Regions from separate parts of the Homo sapiens genome. Here region 1 is linked to region 2. A link is a contact called in ENCODE Hi-C or POLR2A ChIA-PET data. All regions are on one chromosome and are shown on one strand. Each heading gives the region's core, a stretch centred on a gene start or an enhancer-like site at or near the end of the contact. The rest is flanking DNA. Distances are from core to core; before and after follow the strand shown.

Evidence for each region. A loop is a pair of places that touch in the nucleus more often than their neighbours do. ChIA-PET counts read pairs that join two places held with the same protein, here RNA polymerase II (POLR2A). Pooled maps may share reads with other maps.
Region 1: a loop to region 2 is called in a map of CD4-positive, alpha-beta T cell, with 5 times the contacts of the local background. The contact joins the promoter of CARS1 here to the promoter of SLC67A1 in region 2. A Hi-C loop is called at or near these places in 3 of 168 maps with a recorded cell type or tissue (B cell, CD4-positive, alpha-beta T cell and naive thymus-derived CD4-positive, alpha-beta T cell), 7 of 37 single-sample maps with no recorded cell type and 12 of 50 pooled maps. POLR2A ChIA-PET finds 5 or more read pairs at or near these places in 2 of 52 experiments (activated B cell and activated CD4-positive, alpha-beta memory T cell).

What each region holds. Positions count from the first base shown.
Region 1 is chr11:3,055,303-3,061,409 of GRCh38, forward strand. CARS1 (cysteinyl-tRNA synthetase 1) reads right to left here and starts at 2,121. Exons shown (of 23, transcript NM_001014437.3): 1 at 2,041-2,121. The coding sequence starts at 2,065. It overlaps LOC124902615 (a long non-coding RNA gene), which reads left to right and starts at 3,322. Exons shown (of 2, transcript XR_007062555.1): 1 at 3,322-3,716. RefSeq lists an enhancer at 1,775-2,307.
Region 2 is chr11:2,896,819-2,903,587 of GRCh38, forward strand. It overlaps SLC67A1 (solute carrier family 67 member 1), which reads left to right and starts at 5,460. Exons shown (of 11, transcript NM_002555.6): 1 at 5,460-5,546; 2 at 6,396-6,671. The coding sequence starts at 6,528. It overlaps SLC67A1-AS (SLC67A1 antisense RNA), which reads right to left and starts at 6,757. Exons shown (of 3, transcript NR_169305.1): 1 at 6,641-6,757; 2 at 5,766-5,891. RefSeq lists a silencer at 5,592-5,721 and an enhancer at 6,647-6,769.

The sequences.
Region 1 (6,107 bases), core at 871-3,370, 160 kb after region 2:
CACCGCGCCCGGCTAATTTTTTTTTTATTTTTAGTAGAGACAGGGTTTCACCATGGTCTCGATCTCCTGACCTCGTGATCTGCCTGCCTCGGCCTCCCAAAGTGCTGGGATTACAGGTGTGAGCCACTGCGCCTGGCCTACGATTGGATTTTATTTCCTGTTCTCATCTTTGAGAGTGTGTGTGTGATGGGAGGAGGCGATAGTAAAGGCAGGTGGGCCATGCCCTGGGGCAGAAGAACACTGGCTGGAGATGCTGTGCGCAGGCTGAGGACTGGGCAATCTGCCTGCTGCCCTGACAGCCCGGAGAGGGCAATCCCAACCTATATGGCAAGCTCCAAAAAGAAGGCAATTCTTACAAGGCTCTGAAAACCTAAAATTCTAAAGCTATTTTTAAAAACAAGATACAAAACACTACTAATACGTCATTTACGTTCACAAATGAACAAAAACACATTTTTAGTTTGAAAACAAACAGGCCCTAACTTTCAGCACAGACACAGCACTTAATTGAGTGCCAGGCACTGTTCTACGTCCTTCCCATCTATTAATTCATTTACACTCCATGCTCCAAGGTAGGAGCCATTACGCATGGTTTGCTGTGGGGCGGGAGGCAGAGTTGGAACCCTGGCCCTTCCAGGGTGGTTCCAGAGTTGGGGCTGTTAACTATGATGCTGTTTTACAGGAATCTGGGTGACTTCTGAGGGCCGCTTGGCTCTGGGACGGGTGGAGATGGTGCTGGAATCCAGGCACACAGGTAGGGTGGTAGGCGGCGTGCCTGGAAGGTGACCACCTCCTGCCACTTGGCACAAGAGTGTAGCCCTGTCATCTGGGTGTCCCCATGCCGCCAGATTACTCGGGTTGTCATAACTACCTATCTATAACCCAATAAACCCTCAGGGGCAAAGGGCACCACCAGATGCTAAGGAAATCTTGGTACGATCTAAACTGAGGGTGGGGGCTGGAGGTGTCTTACAAGAACTTGCATCTAATTTTTGCCAGCCAAAAGAATTAAAAACTAGATACTGAGAATGTTTCCTTTGGAAAGGCTGCTCCAGACTGTTAGGAATCTGGGCTTTCTGATTCAGTCTCTTGCCTTTCCAGCACCTAAAATCTTGCTGGAGGGACAGTGAGAGAAGAACCCACTGGTCTCTCAAGGTCTACCCGCTGGTGACATGAGTGACTGGGGGAGCTGACACAGCTGTGTCCCTGGGGAACCTCCCGGGTTGGCAATAAAATGGGGCAGTAATGCTCTGACAATCAGCTTGCAGTGGACTGCCTGCGGAACTGGAGATGAAAGCCTTCGTAAAGCCCCAAGCCCTTTTACTGTGTGTACGCGTACCCCTGGCGTCCTCTGCCCCATTTCCCTAAATACCAACCTCAGGTGCCCTCCGCCCACCTCCCGGAAGCTGCCAGGTCTGGGCAGAAAACCAAAACAACCCTTGGGCCTTTGTCTCCCCCCTAAAGGCCAGCTGGGGCAAGAGGGAGCGAGGGCCCGCCCAGGCACCGGCTGGGGAAAGGCTGTTTGATGTAGGGCCACCTCCCGGGGTGAGGATGCAAGGGGACCTCGGCAGGAACCAAGTGAGGAAACTGAGGCTGGGTGGTCTGGGCAGCGCCCCGCTCGGGCTCGGGTCCCCGCGGGGTCTGTGCTCCAGCCACGGGTCTGGCAGACCCTCACGCAGGAGTCCCAGGGGTCCCAGTGGCCGTCCCTCGGAGCCGGGCACCCGTTGTCCTTCGGATCCTAGGACGTGCCACCCCTCGAACCTCAGGACCCGCCGTCCCTCAGACCCCGGGCACTGACACCCCTCAGACCCCGAGCACCCCCGCCCCTCGGACCCAAGGACGTGCCGTCCCTCAGACCCCGCGCACTGACACCCCTCAGACCTCGGGCACTGCCGCCCCTCAGACCACGGACACAGCTGCCCCTCAGAACCCATGCACCCGGGCCCCTCAGACATAAGGACTCGCTGCCCTTCGAGCCGAGCACCCAGCGCCCAGTCAGGCCCCCAGCCGCCCTCAGCCTGGCCCGGCCGCGCCGCTCACCCTGCTGCCCGGAGGAATCTGCCATGGCTGGGAATCCCGGACCCGCAGCTGCGGCTACAGACACTTCCTAGAATCTGATGCAACCGCCGCCCCGGAAGTCGCGCCCCACGCCGGGCCCGTCTTCCGGGACACGCCCGGTCGCTAGGCAACTACCAGGGGCTCCGGATGTCGCCGGCCCGGAGCATGCTGGGAGCTGTAGTTCAACCCAATGGCGACCCGCGCTCCGGAGCATCGCGCGGCCAAGCGTTCAGTGGCCGTGCTGGGAGTAGTCAGCCCAGCCGCGGGGAGACAAGCACTAAAGACTGAGCGTCCTGTAATAGGTGTTTAAGTCATGATTGCGCTAAGCGCCGTGGGGACCAGGCCCAGCCTGGAGGTCAGAGGCGGCCTCGGGACAGGGTGTGCTGGCGAGACGGGATGGTTCCCAGGAGGCCGACCTGGAGCAGGGCCTGGGGATGGGCGGGAAGAGCGCTCCAGGCCTAGGGACCGCCCTGCCAATGACCCTGCGGAAAGCAAGCCACTATGAAGTGTTGCGTGAACAGGCTTCTCCATCTCCTTCTCAGACCCCATTCTGGAGCCATCCCCAACCCCCTTAGGGCTCCTGCCTTCTGTGTGCATGATGTCACCTCCCAAGGATATCCCACCCAAGGTTCGTGCACCCATCCAAAATGAGAGGAAATGCTATTTAAGAAACAGAATTTTAATATGTCAAGAAAAATTATTAGCCAGGATTAGTGGCTCATGCCTGTAATCCCAGCACCTTGAAAGGACAAGGCAGGAGGATCATTTGAGTCCAGGAGTTTGAAGCTGCAGTGAGCTACGACTGTGCCACTGCATTCCAGCCTAGGCGACAGAGTGAGACCCTTTCTCAAAAAATAAAAAGTAAAAAATCTTCTAGTTACTTTTTGGAACCTCATGTCTAATTTCATAATAAATTCTAAGGCCGGGCACGGTGGCTCACACCTGTAATCCCAGCACTTTGGGAGGCCGAGGTGGGCGGATTATGAGGGCAAGAGATCGAGACCATCCTGGCCAACATGGTGAAACCCTGTCTCTGCTAAAAATGCAAAAATTAGCTGGACATGGTGGCGCTTGCCTGTAGTCCCAGCTACTCAGGAGGCTGAGGCAGGAGAATCGCTTGAACCAGGGAGGTGGAGGTTGCAATGAGCCGAGATTGCGCCATTGCACTCCAGCCTGGCAACAGAGTGAGACTCCGTCTCAAATAAATAAATAAATAAATAAATAAATAAAATAATAAATAAATAAATTCTAAATTCTACTGGTGGCTGGAAAAAAAAAAGAAGAAAGAGTTTGTTTACATTTCTGCAAAGATCCTGTAGCATGTGCTGTAACTTGCCCAGGATGTGGGAGGCTCTGTGAGACCCCAACTAATCCCAAAGGAGGGACCAAGTCCAGGACTTAGGGGACGAAGTTCTGGCCAGGTCCTACCATGACTCTCACAGTGCCTGTTTCTCACTCATCACTCTAGGACCATGAGTCACCCAAGCCCAGCTCGGCCACATGCCTTCCTGGGAGAAGGAACCGGAGGCGCCCAGGAGAGTCAGAAGCCTCTTAGAGATAAACATTCGGCTAAGGCTTGCCCTGCCCTTCCTTTCTTGCACTAAGAAAGCCTCCTGACATCAGGTCAGGCAAGCCAGAGTTTGGCTGTAAGACCTGGGGTGAGTTTAACTTCTCTGAGCTTCCAGATGTCTTGTTTTTAAATCTGCAAAGTGGGGCCGGGCACTGTGGCTCACGCCTGTAATCCCAGCACTTTGGGAGACCAAGGCGGCCAGGTCATTTGAGGTCAGGAGTGCAAAACCAGCCTGGCCAACATAGTGAAACTTCATCTCTACTGGGAAAAAAAAAAAGGGTCTGCAGAGCGGAACTGGGAAATGATCACCTGCTCAGGTGGCCGAGCTGTGTCTAAGAGTGCTGCAGTGTCTAGCAGCAGTGGGTCCCGCCTCCCCAGTCCTGCTGCGTCCCAGCCCTACCACCAGGGCAAGGACACTCTCTGAACCTCAGCATCCCCCTGGTGTTGTAGTTCTTTGGGACAGCACATTGGGTTACAGGTTGTTATGGGTTGCATTGTGTCTCTCCCAAAAGATGTGGAAATCCTATAACCACCAGGACCTGTGAATGTGACCTTATTTGGAAATAGGGTCTTTGCAGATGATAAAGTCATAAGATGAGGTCATTAGGGGGGACGTTAATCCAGTATAACTGATATCCTTGTAAAAAGGGAAAATTTCAGCTGGGCATGGTGGCTCACACCTGTAATCCCAGCTCTCTGGGAGGCTGAAGAGGGAGGATGGCTTGAGCCCCAGAGTTTCAGGTTGCAGTGAGCTATGATTGTGCCACTGCATGCCAGCCTGGGTGCAGAGTGAGACCCTGTCTCTAAAATAAATAAATGAATAAATAAATACACATATATAAATTAATTTAAAAAAATTTTTTGAGACGGAGTTTCACTCTTGTTGCCCAGGCTAGAATGCAATGGTGCCATCTTGGCTCACCGCAACCTCAGTGTCCCAGGTTCAAGAGATTCTCCTGCCTCAGCCTCCCGAATAGGTGGGATTACAGGCATGTGCCACCATGCCCGGCTAATTTTGTATTTTTAGTAGAGACGGGTTTCTCCATGTTGGCCAGGCTGGTCTCGAATTCCCGACCTCAGATGATCCGCCCGCCTCGGCCTCCCAAAGTGCTGGGATTACAGGCGTGAGCCACCATGCCCAGCCAATTAATTAAAATGTTTAAGTGGAGGAAATTTGGACACTGACAAGCAGGGAGGGTGCCATGTTAAGATAAAGGCAGAAACTGGGGCGATGCTTCACAAGCCAAAGGGCACCAAACATTGTCAGCAAATCACCAGAAGTCAGGGGACAGCCTGGGACAGATTCTCCCTCACAGCCCCAGAAGGAGCCCACCCTGCTGATGCCCTGACCTGAGACTTCCAGCCTCCAGAACTGTGAGACAATAAATCCTTGTTGAAGCCCCCAAGCCTGGCAGCCCCAGCAAACTGATAATGAGGATTTCACAAGAGCACGTAGGGTAAGGACATCACACAGAACCCTGCCTACTAAATATTCCGCAAGTGCAGACCCATCCTGGAAGCTTCACTGGCCTGTTCTGGATGGCTGAGGGGCTGATGCCTTGGTCTGGCCCTGGGCCATGGGCAGCAGGTGAGTGAACAGCACCTTCCCCGGGCAGCTGGACTTTCCTCGGCCACCAGTGGCCACCGTGCAGGGCTCTCCCTTGAGTCTCCTAAGGGCCAAGGCCAAGTTCTCCAAGAACGCTGCTCTTTCCATGCCAGAGGATGGACAGTCCCCCTCAGTGTCCATGGGCAGCAGGGTGTCGCTGGGCCCACTGCTTTGAGGTGACTAAAGCAGAGTGATTTCTTTGCTGGCACAGCCAGCAGCTCAGGCCCTACCCAAACCACTTTTAGGGAAAGAAATGTCACATGGCCTGCAAGCCAGGGTAGCGCAGCGTTAGAGACGAATACACTCAGGTGAGCTCCCAGCTCTGCTGCCAACTCCCGGGGGGGTCCCAAGACAAGCCTGTTGTGGGTTGAGCTGTGGTCCCCCCAAAATGATTATGCCCATGTTCTAACCCCTGGTACCTGCGACTGTGACTTGATTTTTATTCATTTATTATTTTATTTTTTTTTAAAGCAGGGTCTCGCTCTGTCACCCTGGCTGGAGTGCAGTGGTGCAATCACAGCTCACTGCTGCCTCAACCTCGTGGGCTCAAGTGATCCTCCCACCTCAGCCTCCTGAGTAGCTGGGACCACAGATGTGCACCACCATACGTGGCTAATTTTTTATATTTTTTGTAGAGATGGGGTTTCATTATGTTGCCCAGGCTGGTCTTGAACTCCAGGGCTCAAGTGATCCTCCCGCCCTGGCCTCCCAAAGTGAGAGGATTACAGGCGTGAGCCACTGGACCTGGCTGGCTTTATTTGAAAAAGGCGTCCTTGCAGATATAATCAAGTTAAAATGAGGTCATCCTGGATTAGAATGGGTCCTAATCCAATGCCTAGTGTCTTTATGAGAGAGAGATTCAGAGATACAGAG
Region 2 (6,769 bases), core at 4,210-6,709:
ACACAAATACGTGAACCACAGCCCACCATGTTGGAGCCCCAGGTCCAGGCCCACAGTGGAGCCCAGTGAGGGGAGAGTGCTCACCCATCCAGGACCACAGGACTCTCCCCAAAGCCCATAGCACGTTGCTGCCCTCCCTCCATTTGGACACTGGTGTCAGGGACTGGGCCCTTGGCCCTAAGCCCGTCTGGGTTCCCTGGTTCACTAGAGGCCAGTGGAGAAGCCCCTGTTGGCAGAGCCTCCTCCGGGGCCCTGGCCCTAAAGGCCACAATTCCACACACCTCTCATGGGATGTGTCTGAGCCCAATGCCCAGCCCGGCAAGAACCAGCCCTGGATGAGGTCCAGCCCCTGCCCCTCCTCCTAGAAGTCTCTGCCCAACCTCCAATCCCAGAAGCGCATTCAGAGTCCAGTTCTAGAAGGTTCCTCAGCACCTGACAGCCCACTTCCTCACGTGCACCTGCACAGCCGGGGCCTAGCAGATGAGAGACAGCATGGGCACCACCAGGCCCCCCGCAGGGCTACCTGGCAAGCCTAGCCCCTTTGGGCTGAAGGCTGACCCCTGGGTCCCAAGGATACCAGGTCAGGGGGTGAAGGACCTTTGAACCCAGCCTCCCAGACTCTTAACCTGACACCTCCCAGATGAAGCCGAGGCCAGGCACCCAGTGCCCACAGCAGGCTGAAGGCCCCTCATAAGGCTGTGATTCCCAAGACAACACATACAAAGCCTGGGGTGCTGGGACAGAGCCCCAGCAGGGTGTCAGACACAGATCCCACTGTGGGATCCAGGCAGCCCCCATTGACCAAGGTCTGCAACCGCACCTCACCTGGCTGAGAAGGTGTAAGGTGGGCGGGAACCGAGGTTCGGGCGGGCAGGAGTCACATCCAACCCTGCCTCCGCTCTAGTCCCGCCCCAGGCAAAACCTTGTTGGCTTTATTGAGACAGGTCCTTGGAGAATCATAGGAGTAAGAGTACAAAGCCTCAAGGAGAACACGTTCACTTCACCCATGGAGTAATGGCGAAGGCCAGAGCCCTCCCCGCTCCTTCCAGATCACCCTTCTGTCCTCTGCAGCATCATGGAGTAATGGTGAAGGCCAGAGCCCTCCCCGCTCCTTCCAGGTCACCCTTCAGTCCTCTGCAGAATCATGGAGGGATGGTGAAGGCCAGACCCTCCCCGCTCCCTCCACATCACCCTTCCGTTCTCTGCAGCATCACTCTTTTAAATCTTAAAATTGTAAACAAAGGTTCTCTCTCTTCATCCCACTTCCCCTCCAGCCACAGTCCCATTTCTCAGCCCCCTTTTGGTGCAAAACCCTTCAGAAGGGTGTCCAGCCCATTCCTCCTGCTTGAATCCCGAGGGTCAGCCCCCATGCTCATGACGCTCTTGCCAAAGCCACCAGTGACTCCAGCTCTCGGCCCCAGGGAAGCTCCCAGGCCTTCACTCGCTTACCTGCCTCTCTCTCCAGACCCAGCTCCTTTATTTTTCCCTCCCTTTCCCTGGTCAGAACCCTGGGCACCTCCTCCTCATGCTGGGGTCCAGCCTTGGCCCTTGGCCCCTCTCCTCTCTAGCCCCATCCACTCCTGGTCATCTCATCCAGGGTGGGAGCTCTAAACAGGACATGAGTGTCAATGACACCCTCACGTCCAGCTCAGACCACATGCCGCAAACTGCACACTGCACACTCTGCCCTCTCTGCTGGCCCACAGGCCCCTCCCGTGGATGGACCTGCAGGGTTGCCTCCCCTCATGTCGCCCCCAGCCGCACCTGAAGGCCCCCTCAGTTGGCCCTCTCAGCCCAGGCCCCAACCAGCAGGAAGCCTGTCAGGCCTCCTTCCAGGGAGGTTCCAAACCTGCCCCTCAAATCCCCCCATGCCCCATCCAAGTCCACACCACCTCTCATCTGGACCACAGCAGAGACCTCCTGCACTGCCCCTCCCCTCAACCCCTCATCAGCACATCAGCCAGAGGCTCCTTGGAGAACAGAAGGGGCTCAGAACCCTGCAGCGGCGTCCACTGCACACACAGGAAGAACTCAAGTGCTCATAGGCAGTGAGTCATTTCCTTAGGCATTGTGGTGACCCGGGATCATGTGCCTCCCCGAAGCCTGCACATGCACTCTAATGATGCAAGCTACCACCAGGCGGTCAGCTTTGCCAGCTGACGTCCCAAACAGCTGGCATGGGGCATGCACACAGTAGGTGCTTAATAAATGTGTGTCGGGTTAAGATAGGCCCAAAGCCATTTCAAATGTCCAGGCAGTGGTGTAGGCAGGGGTCAGCTCTGAAGCTGGCCTCCTCTCATTCGGGAGACCCCTCAGAGGTCCCAGCCTCCAGGATGCAGTGTTCAGAGCAATACTTCTCAGTGCACGTCTGGCTGTGTCCCTGCCCAGCGCTCCCAGGGTCACCCCTCTCTCTAGACTCACTTTCTGCCCCGTCACCCCACTGTACACCCTTGGTCCCAGCCCCTTCCAGTGGCTCAGCTTCCTGAACACTCCAAGCCTGGGCTCACCTCTAAGCCGTTATCTATGCTATTCTCTCAGCCAGGATGCCCTTCCCATACCCAAACAATCCGTGCTCACCTTTAAGACTGGCTGAGGCATCACCTCCTCTGAGAAGCCACCTCTCCCAAACCTGAGCCCAGATGAGCCAAAGCCCTTCCTTCCTCCAGTCAGCCTGGATCCTCTCATCCGGCAGAACTGTCGCCTTGCTTCTCTGAAGCGGTGAATGCCCTGGGGCTGGGGACGCACAGGCTCGCTGGCCCACAACCAAAGCCGCTTCCTCTGGAGGAGGAAGTCCAGGGGTGCCAGGGTTCCACTTGCTTTCTTCTTCACCCAGCCTAAAGGGCAATTTTCCCACATTCCCTCAGAACCAGGAAGTTCCCCCATTCACACTGAGCCTGTTCATGACAAAAAAAAAGGTCTCTCCGATTTCCTCTGCTCAACCAGTTCCCTGGCTACCTGAGGCCCTGCTTCACCTGGAGGAAGACAGTGGTAAGTTTCCAGCATCTCCACCACACCTCAGCGCCAGAGGACCCTCAGCCTCCCTCGCACACCTCTGGGCAGTTTGGTAACTCATCCCATCTCCTCCTGCCGCTTCATCCTCTAAGCCCTCCCCAGGGAACCCAGGAGGCGTCTGGAACCTGTTGGGGACAGTCCCTCACACCTGCCCCATTGAGTAAGGGTTCATGTGGATGCCCATCCTCCCCCAGGAGTCCCAAATCTAAGACACTCTGAGACTCCTGTCACCCACCCCCACCTTACACAGCCGGCCTTTCTGTGCAGTCCTTCCAGGAAACTCTGGCTGGACCTGGGCTCTCGGCTTGACTGCACTCTCCCCAAGTCCCCAGGGCGGCCAGTGGTGACTATTCTTGAAAACGAGCTTGGCAGAGGATCTGGGGACACGCACTCCAGATGCAAACACGTTTGCACTCTTTGGGCTGGAATCCCCTCGAGCGGTACACTGCACCCGTGGGCTTGCTAAGAAACCACCTCACAGAGGGCAGATTGATTGGACAAAAGGCATTTGGTCCCCAAATTGATTGACGTGTGTGAATGGGAGTTTTCAGAACAAAGACCCAAAGATATGGGGGAAACAGGCTGGGCGCGGTGGCTCACGCCTGTAATCCCAGCACTTTGGGAGGCCGAGGGGGGGCGGATCACGAGGTCAGGAGATCGAGACCATCCTGGCTAACACGGTGAAACTCCGTCTCTACTAAAAATACAAAAAAATTAGCGGGGGCTGTGGCGGGCGCCTGTAGTCCCAGCTACTCGGGAGGCTGAGGCAGGAGAATGGCGTGAACCCGGGAGGCGGAGCTTGCAGCGAGCCGAGATCGCGCCACTGCACTTCAGCCTGGGTGACAGAGCAAGACTCCGTCTCAAAAAAAAAAAAAAAAAAAAAAAAAGATATGGGGGAAATTGCCATTTCTGATGCTTAGGCTCAACAAAGTATGGACATCCATGCGGGAACACAGATGAACCAAGGGACCTGCACTAATGCTCCTGGACCGCAAGGGGAAGCGCAGCGAGGGCTGTTGGTCTAGATTTCTTGAACTTTCTGAGCAGCATTCCTTCCTTCTGGGCATGGAGCAGGACCCTCCTGGAATGGGGTCTTATGCCCTACAGTCAAACAAGAGAGGTCAGATAATTTATGGCCAGCTTCTAAACACAAAGGTGGAGGGAAAGTTAGAGCAATATTTTTAGGTTTGATGTCTGGCTGTGTGGAAAGGCGGGGTTCTGATTTCTATGACCTGCCCTGGGGAAAATGGATTCCAGTTTCTAAGGCCAGCTTCGGGGAAAATGGCACTGAGAGACAGGAGAGCAAGAGAAGGTCAGAGAAACACTTTTTCTTCCGAAGCTGCTTCTGAGGCCTTCATTTTGGGGTATTGTTTTCTGATGCCCAACATATCTGAGCTGCTGAACGAAGGGTAGCTGCTGAACCACTCCCACGGTGACTTGGAATGGCTTAGCCAGCCGGCCTTGGGCCACCTGGCTCTGGCCCCCCTGCCCACCAGGACTTTGGCCGGCTCTCGCTCGCCTCTGCGATGTCCGTCCCACCCTGTCTCACCCCTGCAGTTTTCTGCTCTGTGGAGCGATGATTGACACATGGCAGGGGGACACTGGTTTTGACATTTGAGCCTGTGCCCAGCCCTTGCCTGGGGAGGAGGTGGGGCAGGAGTCCTGAATGAGCATCTCCCTACTTAGTGACAGTCAGGGGCACGGAGAATGGTGCCCAGGCCAAGGGCAGGGCTTGGGCCAAGTGTGCGCAGCGTGGGGTGTGTGTGCTCCAGCGGCTCCTGCTGCGGAGGGCGGCATGAGGCTTGTTTACCTGTGTGCTGGCATCTCTGGTGGCCCCTGCAAGGGTGGGGAAGTGGCAGGCAGGGTGAAATGGGGAAAAGTGGGCTCTCAACTGCTCCTAGCAGCCTCCGGGTCTGGGGAGGGAAGTGAGGAGGGGCCCAGAGCTGTCTCCTGGTCACTCTTCTGGGGCTCTGTGCAGACCTTTGGCAGGGCCAGGCTACACCACACCCTCTACAACCTCCCCTGACTTCTTCCCCTAACCCCTCACCACCATTCCTCCGCTTTTCTCTCCCCGCCCCTGCCTCCCCTCCATTCTCTCCTTCCCTCCACCTCCCGGTCCCATCCCCTGCCCACACTGCCCCTCCTCAGGCCCAAAGTGGACACCGGTGCTGCCTGAGGGTCAGAGTGTCCACCTCCAGCAGCCCGGGCACCGGGCAGGATTCAAGCTGGAGGGGGCTGGGGCGGGCGAAGCCGGGCACGGGGCGAGCCCGCTGGTGGGCGGGGCAGGGGCGGGTCCTTCGAGGGGAGGGGCGGGCTCGGCCAGTGAGAGCGCAGAAACCGTGGCACGGGCGCTCCCGGAACTGGCGATTGCAAAGCGCGAGGGCTGGAACTCAGACCCAGAGGGGCGGTCCCTGTTGCAAGTCATCTCCCGAAAGGGCGGGGCCGGGGCTCATCCCGGAAGGACCGGTGTCTAGGTCACCCTGGAGCGCTCACCCCACCGGCACCCGTGCCCAAGCCCGCCCCTGCAAAGGCAGGTACTCGAGCACACTCCGGAGAGGGCGGCCTCTGAGCCCCGAACCCCGAACTCCGGCGCAGCGTCGCACCTCTGCCCAATGAGGTGCCCCTGACGTGCCTGCTGCGGCTGCCCTGCTCCCCCCAGCCTCCCTGCATCCCGGGATGGGGGAGGGCGCCAGGCGCAGCTCCCGGACCCTCAGGGGTCTCCCCGCCCTACCCCACCAGCCTGGGTTCGGTACCTCGGGGCTCAGATGTGCAGTCAGCTGTTAATGTGGCAAAATTTGGGGAAGTCCTCTGCAGCCGCAAAATCCAGTTCCCACCAGTTGGAGGCCGGGCGGGGAAGGGTGGGGACAGACAGCACTCCGCTGTGGGAGGTAAGGCAGAGCTACTGGGGAGCCTGGAAGGCTGAGCTATGTCTCCCCTACGCAAGACCATTCCAGAAGCCCCTTGGAGCTCTGGCTGCTGGCCACAGGGGAAGGTAGACCTTCCCTGAGAGCTGCACTGTGTTGGGGACAGGGCCACTGTGGGCCTACGGAGGGCCTCCAGGCACAGGGACCCACATCAGCCCTCTGGCCACAGAAGGCGCTGATGATTTGAGGTGGACTCAGCCACCACTCCGAGCCTCTGCCTCCCTCTAAAAGTGGGGCATGGCACATTCCTGTGTCAGGCAACCAGGCACTGAGCCTGGCCCACCTGCAGGGGTCGGGGGGAGCAGCTTGTCCCTGTCTCCCCTCCCCGGGAGGCTGTGTGCCTGGAGACCAGAGCTGTCAAAAGTGGAGGAGGGGGACCCCCTGATGTGTCCTCTAAGGTCCAGGTAGCAGGAGAGCTCCACTGGGGAGGGGGTCCTGCAGTGCTGTCCTCTCTTGCAGGCAAGGCCAGGCGGGTGCTGCCTGGGACCCAGTGACTCAGCACCCCTGCCCGGATCAACTGGACTTTTGCCCCCTGCTCCGCCAGCCTCCTGCTTGGATCTCTCCTGGGTCTCCCTGCTGCGCCTGTCCAGGATGCAGGGAGCTCGGGCTCCCAGGGACCAGGGCCGGTCCCCCGGCAGGATGAGCGCTCTAGGCCGGTCCTCGGTCATCTTGCTTACCTACGTGCTGGCCGCCACAGAACTTACCTGCCTCTTCATGCAGTTCTCCATCGTGCCAGTGAGTAACACACCCCAGCCCCTGCAGCCCCAGCCAGGGCTGAACCGCTGTTCCTCCTGCCCTCCATCTGGGCCGTCGCAGAGAGTGGGGGTGGGGGT